Linked DNA regions of Homo sapiens: regions 2 and 3 are each linked to region 1. Evidence: chromatin contacts called from ENCODE Hi-C or POLR2A ChIA-PET data. All regions are on one chromosome and are shown on one strand. Each heading gives the region's core, a stretch centred on a gene start or an enhancer-like site at or near the end of the contact. The rest is flanking DNA. Distances are from core to core; before and after follow the strand shown.

Region 1 (4,120 bases), core at 620-3,119:
ACAAGGAAACCGGCTGGTTAAAGCTACTTGCCCAAGGCTACACAGTTTGGAAGAGGGAGGTAGAGCCAGGATTCAGATCCAGGCAGCCTGGCGTCAGAGTCCAGGCTCTCCTGCTGCCGAGACTCTGAATCAGAGATCTCTGTTAATAGAGTCCTATCAGGTTACTGAGTGTTGTGGGGAGTGCTGTGGTGACTTGAGGATATTTATGGAGGAAGGACATTTATTAACAAGGATCTGGTGTGAGTGACAGTCCGGAACCTGTAGACACATTTAAGCAGTTCACCTCCAATGTGTGACCGCTTTGTAGAAAAAGAGGTTAAGAGAGGTCAGCTCTAGGGCTGAGCATTTGGCTTACTTTTTTGGGATTCAGAAAATCTTGAGATTTTCTGCATTTATCTTTGCTCACTGAGTGTGGACAAAGGTAGAATAAAGGTAATTACTCTTTGCAAATACCAAGGCTGCAGGGTTCCAAGAAGAGGTGTCGAACTGTGGAGATATCACTGAGTTTGACAATTAGGAGTCTATTCCTGATAAAGTTTTAAGGACCCAGCTAGACACCATGAAATGCGTCAAAATAAGGTGTAAAAAGTGGAAGCCTGGCTTCCTCTATGGAAAAAAAAGTGGAGACCATTAAGGGAAGGAAACAAGAATGGTCATTAGGTGATGAAACAGAATCAAGGAAGGGGTGTGTGTGGGTGTGTGGTTTGAGTGGTGTTTGTGTGTGGAGGGTGTGTGTGGTGTGTGGGTGATGTGTATGTGGGTGTGTGTTGTGTATGGATGTGTGTATACGTGTCACACACGTGTGTGTGGTGCATATGTGGGTGTGTGTGGTTTGTGGTGTGAGTGGTGTGTGTGGTGTATGGGTGTGTGGTGTGTGTGTTTGGGTAGAGAGGTGCTGCATTTTTGTAGGCAGAGAGAAGGAAACCAGTGGAGAGGATATCCAAGAATGACAGGTGAGCCATGTTTGCAGGAGGTAGAAAGTGGTCAAGTAAACAGACGTCTTTCCCCACCAAGTAACCTCAGGTCTAGGGACTTCTAAACTTTGCGTTTTCCCTCTTCTTTCCTCCAAGGTGCGCCGGACATCTTTCAGTAACTTGAACGAAGTTAAGGAGTTAGCTTTGGAAAAGAGGGACTCTTTTCCCTCTGTGACTATATGGAATAAATTTTGAGATAAGGGACCTTACTGAAAAAGACTGAGATACATTTTGAGTGAAAGGCATGGTCTCAGTGAAGTAGTTAAGGGCCTGTGCCGAGCAGATGGCGGTGATGGGTTTTGTGGCCTAAGAAGGATGGAGAAAAGTAGGAAGCAATCGAGACAAAGCCTACTCTGTCACAAAGAGGCGACTAGATGTGGCGAAATGTCATGAAACTTGGATCCCGAGGAATTAGCTGATTGAAGGTGAAACCTGACGCCTTTCAGCGCCTACCAACAGGAAAGGTCTGCATCTGCCCACGGAAGGACGAAACCTATCGGGGGGGATTTGTTGGCGGGGGATACTTCTTTGCGCATAGAGTGACTGGCGGTGCCCTGGAGACCCAAACTGAATAAAGTAAGCATTATTTTCAAATTCGCCAAGACCTTGAAGGCGGCGCCAACGGGAGCCGTCCCCCGGGTCCCACGCAGCGCAGAGCTCCATTTCCTCCTCCGGACTCGCAGGGCGCGCGGCTTCCTCGCTTCAAATCCAGGAACGCGCTGTCCCCACCAATCACCGGGCTTCTTCCCGCCCCATGTCTTCCCGCTGTCCAATCAAAAGCCAGCTCAGTCTCCTCCCCTTGCCTGGTGCCGCGAACAGACGTAAACCAGAGGCGGGCGCGGTACGGCCGTTCCGGGCTCCAGCCGGTGCGGGGGCCACGCGCACGCGCACTTGCAGTGCCCTGGGACACCTCTTCAGTCCGTGGACTTTCCCGCTGCACACTGCCCTCCGAAGTCGGGGACGCGGGCTCGGTGAGGGGGGACGCTGGTGCCTCGGCCTGCGCCTAGGCGGGAGGCAGACGCATGCACCTTTGGCCTACGTTTCGGCTGCCGGACCGACGGGACAGTGACGGTTGGGCCGGGTGGGGGCGCAGGCTGTGGGGCGGCCTCAGGGCGCGAGCAAGGGGACTGCCGCGCTTCCCGCGCCTCTGCGCCTGGCGCAGCCTCTGAGCTGAGCTCCGCCTGGTTGGGATTAATTGCACGCCTCTGTGTCATCGGGCTTTGGCCGGGCGTGATGAGACAGACTGTTAGGGGATCACGTCCTTCTTTCCTCCCCTCTTGTCTGGGGACTTCCACCTCTTGAGGGACAGGCCCTCTCCGTGCTACCCTCTGGAGTTTCTTGCAGTGTGCTTGTGAAGTGACCGGTGATGTTTCCTTTATGTGCCCTGTGATGGGCGGTTCTGTTCCTCCTTTTTGTTTAAAATTCTGACCCAGGAAGTAACCTTGTTAACTTAACTTAATGCCCTTGTCTTCCGTTTACTCACTTGATTTGGTTTCTGCTAGGTTGCGTTCATTTATTCCTAATAGTTTACCTACATTCCTTGCCTATGATTTCATTATCAACAGAACGTGAAATGAGACGAATGTTAATACACTCTACTTTTACTTTGCTGTTACTTTCAGAGTTTGTTTAGTAAAACATGAGGACCTCTTCAAGTCAGTCGTTTGGAGAACAGCTGTTTATATGACCATATTTCCATTTGCTCTTACTATTTTGAGGTCATTCGACTGGCGTTTTTACTGCTCCAAAATCAACTTTTTCTCCAAATTTCAGTTTTCTAGGCAAAAACGGCAAGCCTTGAACAATAATATACCAAATGCCTACCTAGTTTTAAAGTATATCTTAAAGTGCCAAGAGTAAATGATGAGTTTTGGGGAAGTTTGACTCGGCTTTGGGTTCCACGGCGTGTGCTTTTAAATGTGTTTAATTGTATACATAGACCTACGATTAATGACTATAGTCAGTAATCTTTTATGTACCTAGGAATGTAATTAGTGAGTCCAGATGTGAAATTTGAGGTCACTACTTTAAGGAAATAGCAAGAGAAATTGCAAATATAGCCACTCAGTTCAAATAGGATAGAAGAAAAATATTGTCTTCACTTGAGATGATGGAGGAGGGGTGGGTAATGCAATAATGTGAGAAATTAAAGGAAATTTCCTTTAGGAATGTGTTATGTCCATGAATGGTTTACAAGTGTAATCTTTTCTGGAGAAGAGACTAGGTATTAGGTTACATCTTGAGGAATCTTCCCGTGGGTTTTGTTACCTTTGCACCCTTAGCAAAGCTCTGTTGAAGCACTTAACACTATCGTAGTTGACAGGGATTGTCAGCTCCCTGAGGGGAGCTGCCTTATTTATCTTTGCATTCTTGGTGCCAAGTAGAGGGTTCTTCATGGTTTGTGTTTGATAATGAATGTTGCATGAATGACCTTTGCATAATTTCTGAGTTTTCTTTGGATTAGGCCCTTCTAAATAGGGACAACTGTTGAAGAGTTTTCTATAAATTTTAATAGTTTACATGTCTGTATATGAATGAATAACTTAGTAATTACAAGGCTAGACTTGGGGAGGCTAGTTGGGAGACTCGTGTGATAGTTCAGAATAAAAAGTGATGGGCAACGGGCATTAGGAATATAGAAGTGGGTCTCAGCTCCAGAAGTGTATTTGACGTTAGAAGCATTAGAATTTGGTGAGAGAGCAGGAGGGATCAGGATGGTCCTAGGTGTCAGGCTTGTATTGCCAGTTAATAGGGATGGATTTGGGTGAAGACTAAAGATAACGGCGGGAATGAATGGAGGAAAGGTAACAAGTTTGGTTTTGTATTTTGTATTGCATTCGGGGGTAAGGTAGATGTCAGAGAGCCATTTGGAAGTATGGTCGTTCCCTCAGGTTATCCATGGGATTGGTTCCAGGACCTGCCCTTGCCCCAGGATGCCAGAATCCTCTGGATGCTCAAGTTCCTTACATAGATTGGTGTAGTATTTACATATAACTGATGCATATGCTCCTGTATATTTATTTAAGACAGGGTCTCACTTTGTTGCCTAGGCTGGATTGCAGTGGCTATTCACATGCATGGTCATAGCTCACTGCAGCCTCAAACTTTTGGGCTCATGCTGTCCTTCCACCGTGGCCTCCTGAGTA
Region 2 (4,120 bases), core at 771-3,270, 680 kb before region 1:
AGAGAGGCCAAGGCTGCAGAGAGACTGGGAGCCACTTTAGGAAAGAAACGTGAATTCAGGCTTTGCACAGCAGAACTGTCCCCATGTCCTGGGGAGGCCTTGGTTCATTCTGCGGGGAAATCCCTTGTGTCTTGCGGGGCCCCGCCTCTGATGAGAGGGAAGGGAGATAAGCTTTGCAGGGGGAAGGTTTCCTCCCGGTCTCCTCACTCTTCGAGCACTGAGTTTCTCCAGACAAAGCGCACTCCGCGGGCACCAATCCCTGCAGACAGCGCAGAGCGCACAGCGAGCAGGAGCCCAGAAACCAGCAGGTCGGCTTGTCCCTTGTCAAATCCAAGTGACAACGGACTTCCGGAAGCCACGCTGACACCTACTTTCTGGCTCGATCAGACCCCTGGACTTAAATTCCAGCCCAAGGGCTAGCACTGAAAGGGTGGCTATTTCAGCAAACGACCAAAGCTTCTAAAGTAGACACTTTCTTTTAAACCACTTGATGGCTGGATTTCTTAGAGAGAGAGACTAAAGCTGGAGGAAGGGTTCTTCCAGGGATGGCACAGGCCCTCCGCTCTCGGGCTCCCCACACTAGACTTCGGGCCGGCAGGATGGGTTAAGGTAGCACTCGTTGGAGTCAATAATTAAGCAATGGAAACAAACAGCCTAAATAAGGGTGTTGAGGACTCAGGAGAAGGTGGCTGATTAATCTCAGGCTCATAGTTTGAAATGGGAGCGCAGGGGCTGGGCTGTGGCCTCCTCATCTGCTCCCTGGGCGTGTGGCTGTGTAAAGAGGTGTGGGGACCCACAAGAAGGCCGAGGAGCAGCACTGGGGTGGAGAGAGCAGTGGGGAGGCGGGGACCCAAGGGTTAAAAAAAAAAATTCCTCAATTTGGAAACATTTGCAAAACTCCAGAAGAAAAACTTTTAAAAGTTCTCCACTCCCTTCCAAACGTACAAACATGCACACACACAATTAGGAATTTCCCAAAGTTTTCATCTGTCTAAAAAGAAAGTGCCAGTGCAAATTACAGAACATCGTCGCTTCCTCATGTGCGGCGTTTCTACGGGCCTGGGAGGGGACGCAGAGGCTACCCCGGTGGTCCCAGCCTGCAGCGTTCACGTGAGGAAACTTCCGCAAAAGCCCTGATGCATGCACATTCTGACTGCAGAGGCCAGAGCATCCCGCATTTTGGAGGCTGAAAGGCTCCCCTAGGATAACCTTTTCCGTTAACAGAGGAGTCCGCTGAAGCGCAGAGCTAACTGAAAACAGCTAGAATTAAAATCCAAGTCACCCGGCCGGCATCAGCAGTCATTCCTTTCCACCACACAAAACTGGCCAGGAAGACGGACTCTGGCGCGCCCTCCCAGGCCGAAGCGCATTTCTTCGCTAACGCGCGAGGAGTAGGCTGCATAGACCCGGCGCAGGAGGTGTTCATTTTCGGATCCAGCCCTGTAGTCACTTTAGCTAAACCCGGTTCCAAAGGGGTGGGAGTCGTCGGAGAGGAATGGCCTCTGTATCTCCGGAGACGGAAACACCAGGACGAAGAGGCCCTAAGAACGTGTGCCCGGGGTGCGACCGGGGGGTGGGGGGCAGGGGGCAGAGACCCTGAAAAGCTCCACCGCCGAACCCCAGGGCAGTGTCCCGGCTTGGCTGGACTGGGCGCGGGCGGCTGCAATGCTCCCGGGCGCGGCGCTGGGACCCCGCGGGCCACGTCGGCTCCGCTGCCCCGACGCCAGGGCCCGACTCGCGTCTCCCTCTGGCGGGGCACCACAAGGGGCAGCGAAACGGTGGTGGGGGCGGGCGCCGCGCTCCTTCCCGTCTCCTCCCCGCCAGCTCCGGGCCCGTCCTTTTCCGCCCGGCTCCCGGCAAGGGTCCCCCGACTGGCGCCCGCGCGTCCTCCCTCGGCTGCTGCAGGCCGGGCCGCGGCGTCGAGCGGGGGCGGCGGGGCGGGGCCCGCAGCCATTGGCGAGCGGCGGGGCGGGGGCGGGGGCGCGGAGGGTCGGCCCCGGGACGCGCGCAGCCGGCCCGCAGTTGCCGCTGTCGTCCGCAGAGCCAGTTCCTAGCGCAGAGCCGCGCCCGCCATGAGGGAGATCGTGCACATCCAGGCGGGCCAGTGCGGGAACCAGATCGGCACCAAGGTGGGCCTGGCGCGGTGCAGGGCCTCTCCGCGGGTCGGCTGCTGGCGGGCCCCGGGTCTCCCGGCGCGACCCCCGCCGGGGCGCGCACCCGCTGTGCGCCCCTGGGTCCTCGGAGCCCGGTGCGGACCCGCGAGGGCCGCAGGGAGGGAGCGCCCGGGGCGTGGCCGGCCGGGGACCTTCTACTCTTCGCTCCCCACCCCCATCCCAACTGGGAGCGGCTGCCGGCGGCTCAGGCGCGCCTGGAATTCGGCCGCCGGGGCGCCTGGGGTGGGCGCGGGTGGCGGCGTCCCGGGCTCTGGGTTCTGAGCGTCTGTCCCCCCGCCTTGCCCTGCCCAAGTTTTGGGAAGTGATCAGCGATGAGCACGGCATCGACCCGGCCGGAGGCTACGTGGGAGACTCGGCGCTGCAGCTGGAGAGAATCAACGTCTACTACAATGAGTCATCGTGTGAGTAGCAAGGCCGCCGCGCCCTGCCCGGCCGGGACCCGCGTGGACGCTCCGGCGCCGCCTCTTAGCGCGGCGAGTTTGCTTCGGGAAAAGTTCTCTCGGGGTGTAGCAGGATGCCCGGCCACTCCCTTCGCTCCTCCGGGGCGGGAAATCCGCCGTCAGTTTATTCAAACAGCTCGATTCAGCCTATCCTGAGGGTCTGAGCGCTTGAACGGGACCACCCGTTAGCGTTGTGAAATCAACGTAGCGGTTCCTGCCCAGCCTTCTCTGTCTAGCCGGGCGCGGTGGCTCAAGCCTCTAATCCCAGCGCTTTGGGAGGCCGAGACTGGAGGATCATTTGGGGCCAGGAGTTCAGGACCAGCCTGGGCAGCATAGGAGACCACCCCCCGCCCCCCTCCCGCCCCGATCTCTACAACAATTTTAAAATTAGCCGGGCTTGGTGGCCCACCCCTGTAGTACCAGTTAACTGAGGGCTTGAGCTCAGGAGGTCGAGGCTGCAGTGAGCTGTGATCGCGCCACTGCACTCCAGCCTGGGTGACAGAGCGAGACCCTGTTAGAATAAATTAGAGCGTTTCTCAAGGATCCTTGGGAAAAACAAAGCTTCCCCCCCCCCCCCCCCAGTTTAAAACGTATCTCTTATTGGGGATTCTTGGCTAAAAATTTGAGAAACGCTCTCTTAAGTGACTTTTCTGGTCCCTTGCAGACCTCTAAAAAGACTTTAACCTCCCTGGAAGCTGAAACTCCAGGCAGTTCTCAGCAACGAGTGGAGTTTTATTCATTTACGCAGCAATGACAAAAGGCTGGGAACATCAGGGCATGGAAGATGAAATTTCTAGAGGACACTAAGGATAGTTCCAGTATACACTGCACTTCATGTTAATCCCTCACCCAGCTTGGGTACATCCATTTTCGATCTTGGCGAGTGCACTGCAGGACAGGAGTTGAAGAGCAGGTCCTATCTGGAATCATATTAACCGTGTCCTCACCGGGAACAAGTTCTAGCCCAATTGGCATGAAATTTCCACACAAGAACACTCTGACTCAAAATGAGAGTGACTCTGGGGAAACAGCCAGTGGCGTGCTCCGGGTAACAAGGTTCTCAGACTGCACATGGGCACATGTATGTGTATGCATGGGGGAGGTGTCACAAAGCAGAGAATTTCATCCAAACCTGGCAATTTGCTGTAAATACCTAGTTTATTTCCATGGAGCTAAAGTTGTAAAACTTCCTAACAGGAAAGAGGTGTCAGGGTGAGCTGGAAAATACAGTAGGCAGGAAGTCAGGGGACTTGATTTCTCATCCTGCCTCTTCCTGGAACCTCCTCTGCCAGGTCATGCCTGGACTCGTTCCTCATTCCAGTGTTAAGGTTCTAGGATTTTTTTTCTTTCTTTTTTTTAAGAGACAGGGTTTCGGCCAGGCACGGTGGCTCACCCCTGTAATCCCAGCACTTTGGGAGGCCGAGGTGGGCAGATCACAAGGTCAGGAGATCGAGACCATCCTGGCTAACACGGTGAAACCCCATCTCTACTGAAAATACAAAAAAA
Region 3 (4,120 bases), core at 261-2,760, 580 kb before region 1:
GGAGGTAGAGGTCAATGTGAGTGGACGGTGGAGCCAGGACTGTAGCCCAGGTCTTTCGGGTCATGCTGTGTGCTCTTCCACTTCCCTGCCTCACTGCACAAATGCGCTCCCCACGCCCACGGACGCCCCAGGGGCGCCAGGCGCTGCTCTAGGCTGAGACTCAGCCGACTCAGACAAGGGCCCTGCCCTCTCGCCCTATCTCATCCTGGAGAAGAGTACCCTCTTCTTAGAACAAGCATCTCACTTCCGTGCACTTCAACTTCGTTTGTGGCAGTGCAGGGTACTTTGCAAAGCTAAAAAGTAGTTTATGCGAAAGGGAGACTCTTTTTCCTTAGAGGATTTGCCAAGTTGTAATCACAAATTCTTTTTGAGATACACGTACATTTTTTTAAAGCTAAATAAGATTTCCCCCCAGTTTTATAACTCAAGAATGTATTTTCTCAAGGACTTGGGAGTCATCTCTTTGAAATGTCATCCCCGTCTCCCAGTTTTGTGGGAGGGTAGGAGCCCAGCTACCAGAGAGCACCTGGCTTCAAATTGTAAACCTACCTCCTGTCATAAAGGTATGAAAATTCATTTTTCCTTTGGATAAAGGCAATTAGCAAACGCAAATGGCCACTGCATTTACCAATGGCCACTCCATCATCAGGCGAATTTAGGATGAACTCTGCGACAAATGGTGTAGTGGAGTCCCCTCCCCGGAGGGCTGTCTCGTTTACCTCGGGAGCATGCGTGGGGTAGGTTGCATCCTCCCGGCTGTTTGATACAGGCTGAGATTTCTGTCTTTGCAGCCTATTTGGCGGATTGCTTGTGATGCACATCACATGCTGGTTTTGTTTTGTTTTGTTTTGTTTTGTTTTGTTTTGTTTGAGACGGAGTCTCGCTCTGTTGCCCAGGCTGGAGTGCAGTGGCGGGATCTCGGCTCACTGCAAGCTCCGCCTCCCGGGTTCACGCCATTCTCCTGCCTCAGCCTCCCGAGCAGCTGGTACTACAGGCGCCCGCCACCACGCCCGGCTAATTTTTTGTATTTTTAGTAGAGACGGGGTTTCACCGTGTTAGCCAGGATGGTCTTGATCTCCTGACCTCGTGATCCGCCCGCCTCGGCCTCCCAAAGTGCTGGGATTACAGGCGTGAGCCACCGCGCCCGGCCTCACATGCTGGTTTAATGTTTGTTCAAGACCCAAACTGCAGTGGAGTTTTGAGGGTTGGCAGGTTTGTTTTTCATCACACGTCCCCGACAGTACAAACCGGCGTAGCTGGACAGGGCCTTGGGAGAATTTGGACAGTGGGAGTAAGGACGAGCGTCGCCTCCTACGCCCGCGGCATCTGCAGCAAGCGCGCATCGCGCACCCCAGGGTAGCAGCGCAGGTCTGGGGCTGCGCCACAGCCGCGCCCGCAGAGCTATTTTTAGCCGCTGCAGCCAGCCTAGCCACCAGACGGGGTGGGCGGCATCCAAGGGCGCCCCGCCCATCGAGGCCCCGCCCACGCCGCGCCCGGAGCCGCGCGGCCCGAAGCACCCGGCCCGGATCGCAGAGCCCGCGCCCTGCGCCGGCGGCAATGAAGATCTGGAGCTCGGAGCACGTGTTTGGGTGAGGCCGGGCTGAGGGCCGCGGTGGGGCCGTCCAGACGCCGGCTCCTGCTCCCGAGCCCGGCTGGAGCGGTCCAGGAAAGGCCGGACCTCACAGCGGGCCTCGCGGAGATCCCCGCCCCGCGCCGGCCGTTCCCAGACCGCAACTTCGGCGTCCCGGAGAGGGCACGCGCGCTTCCCCGGGACCGCGGTCTGGGCGAGGCTCTGCGCCGGGTACGGCCTCTCCCCCGGCGTGCGCAGGGGCCTGGCTGCAGGCACAGAGGCCCCGCTGGTGGTCGACAGCCAGGGCGGGGGCAGCCGGAGCGGGGGCGGCCGGGGCGGGGGCGGCCGGAGCCGGGGGGGCGGCCGGGGGCCTGGCGCTCGCTGCTCTCCTTGGGGTCGGGAGCAGGGCAGGGGAGAGGCCTGCAAGCTGGCGCCTTTGCTGAGATTGTCATAAACCTTCCGCGCGTTTCACGGAGGGCCCACGGCGGGCTGTGAGCTCTGGAGGAAGCTAAAGGGGCAGAAGGCATTTCGGGGGCCCTGGCTCTGAACTCACTTGTAGGCATGGAAGGCCTCCAAGCTAGCGTGGAAAACCTCGAACTGTTTAAAAATGCTCCCCCGGCACACGGATGGAAGTGGAGGTCATTATCTTAAGTGAAGCCAGGCCCAGAAAGACAAGTATCGCATGTTCCCACTCCTAAGTGGGTGCTTAAGAATGTGTTCACATGGATGTGGAGAGTGGAACGTCAGATGATGGAGACTCTGAAGGGTGAGGGGGTGGGTGCAGGGAGGATAATGAGAATTGCTTAATGGGTGCAAGACACCTTCCCGGGTAATGCATACCCTAGAAGTCCTGACTTGACCACTACGAAATTTATGCATGTAACGAAATTGCACATATACTCCATAGAATTGTGCAAATAAAAAGAAGAAAAAAGTGCCCTCCTAACCTAAGTGGTATCTTTTCCTTAAGTCAGTGATCTGTGACACACTGAAATTATTCTTTAATGTTTATTTACAGCAACAAAGATTTTTTAATTATCTGACCTCACTTAAGCATTAAATATTTTATTTTGGGGGGAAAAAAAGTACTGCGTGGAAGGAAATTGTCATCCTTTGACTCTTTTTATTTATTTTTTTCGAGACAGAGTCTCATTCTGTCACCCAGGCTGGGTTTTTTTTTTTTTTTTTTTTTTTTTGAGACATAGGCTCGCTGGGTCACCCAGGTTGGAGTGCAATGGCGCGATCTTGGCTCACTGTAACCTCCCCCTCCTGGGTTCAAGTGATTCTCGTGCCTCAGCCTCCTGAGTAGCTGGGACTACAGGTGTGGGCCATCACGCCCGGCTAATTTTTGTATTTTTAGTAGAAACAGGGTTTCGCCATGTTGGCCAGGCTGGTCTCGAGCTCCTGACCTCAGGTGATCCACCCGCCTCGGCCTCCCAAAGTGCTGGGATTATAGGTGTGAGCCACCGTGACTGGCCTGACTTTAAACATGTAAAATTATAATAAAAATATATCAAGTGGTTTCAAAACCTCTGAAATTATTTTTCATGAAGTCTTTAGACTTGATGGGATCTAATTTTTTGTATGGCTTGCAGTGTTTCTCAAGTGGGTTTCCATCAGCAACAAGGATGGGGGCATCACTGAGCCGTCTGGATGCTGTGGACAGTTAAGTCATTGCATACCAGGAGTGCCAGGTGGTTGGGGCTCAGTTTTCTCATGGAATGGCCGAGGTCTGCCCTAGAGGTTTGTGAAATGTCTGTGGACAAGCACAAATGAATAGCTAGCTGTGAAAAATCACAGTTGATGCTTTTGAAAATTGTTGCAGCTGCTAACTCCCATTTATTTTTTTTAAGCTTTACCGAAGGATACTTTACATACCATAAAATTATACACATTTTAAGTGTATAATTCATTAAGTTTTGCTAAGTATGACCATCACACACACAGTCCAGTCTTAGAACACTTCTGTCCTCCTGCAGAGGTGCCCCATGCTCATTAGCTTCACATTTTACCCCATTTTCACCCCTGCCCCAGGCAACCAGGAATCTTTTCTGTTTCTATGAATTTGCCTTGTTGGGACATTGCATGTAAATGTCATCCTGCAATATGGGGTGTTTTGTGTCTGTCTGCTTTCACTTAGCATGATTTTCTTGAGGCTCACCATGTGGTAGAGTGTCAGTATTTCATTTCTCCCATCATTCATTTTGTATTCCTGGCACCCCGCCGGGGCCCGGCGCCTAGCAGGTGCTCGGAAGGGGTGAGGAATCTTACATGGAGATCAGATGTCCTTCCAGGACAGGGGCAGCTATCCACCAAAGGAATCCCGGTCATCCCTGGAGCTGCTGTGGACTAGGTGCTGATTCTCTGCCATAGACTTTTGAACTTGAAAGCAAAGGGCCGTAATGAAGCCTGACAAATGTGGAATGTGGCTGGCCGAGGATGCTGTCATTGGCCTGTGGCTGGACGGGTTATGAATGATGTGGTACCATGAGGTGGTACCATGAGGTGTCATAGCATCCAAATGACAGTACAAATTGGAAGTCTGGCTTC

The links. A loop is a pair of places that touch in the nucleus more often than their neighbours do. ChIA-PET counts read pairs that join two places held with the same protein, here RNA polymerase II (POLR2A). Pooled maps may share reads with other maps.
Region 2: a pooled map shows a loop between it and region 1 (5-fold over the local background). The contact joins the promoter of TUBB6 here to the promoter of CEP192 in region 1. A Hi-C loop is called at or near these places in 6 of 50 pooled maps.
Region 3: a loop to region 1 is called in a pooled map, with 6 times the contacts of the local background. The contact joins the promoter of PRELID3A here to the promoter of CEP192 in region 1. A Hi-C loop is called at or near these places in 8 of 50 pooled maps. POLR2A ChIA-PET finds 5 or more read pairs at or near these places in 5 of 52 experiments (B cell, GM12878, OCI-LY7 and 2 more).

Annotation. Positions count from the first base shown.
Region 1 is chr18:12,989,493-12,993,612 of GRCh38, forward strand. CEP192 (centrosomal protein 192) reads left to right here and starts at 1,870. Exons shown (of 45, transcript NM_032142.4): 1 at 1,870-1,945. RefSeq lists enhancers at 189-801, 1,192-1,571 and a silencer at 2,052-2,131.
Region 2 is chr18:12,306,221-12,310,340 of GRCh38, forward strand. It overlaps TUBB6 (tubulin beta 6 class V), which reads left to right and starts at 2,021. Exons shown (of 4, transcript NM_032525.3): 1 at 2,021-2,129; 2 at 2,467-2,575. The coding sequence starts at 2,073. RefSeq lists silencers at 1,507-1,996, 2,087-2,186, 2,207-2,556.
Region 3 is chr18:12,406,419-12,410,538 of GRCh38, forward strand. PRELID3A (PRELI domain containing 3A) reads left to right here and starts at 1,511. Exons shown (of 7, transcript NM_001142405.2): 1 at 1,511-1,589. The coding sequence starts at 1,558. RefSeq lists enhancers at 910-1,571, 1,572-2,231, 2,089-2,338 and a silencer at 1,309-1,888.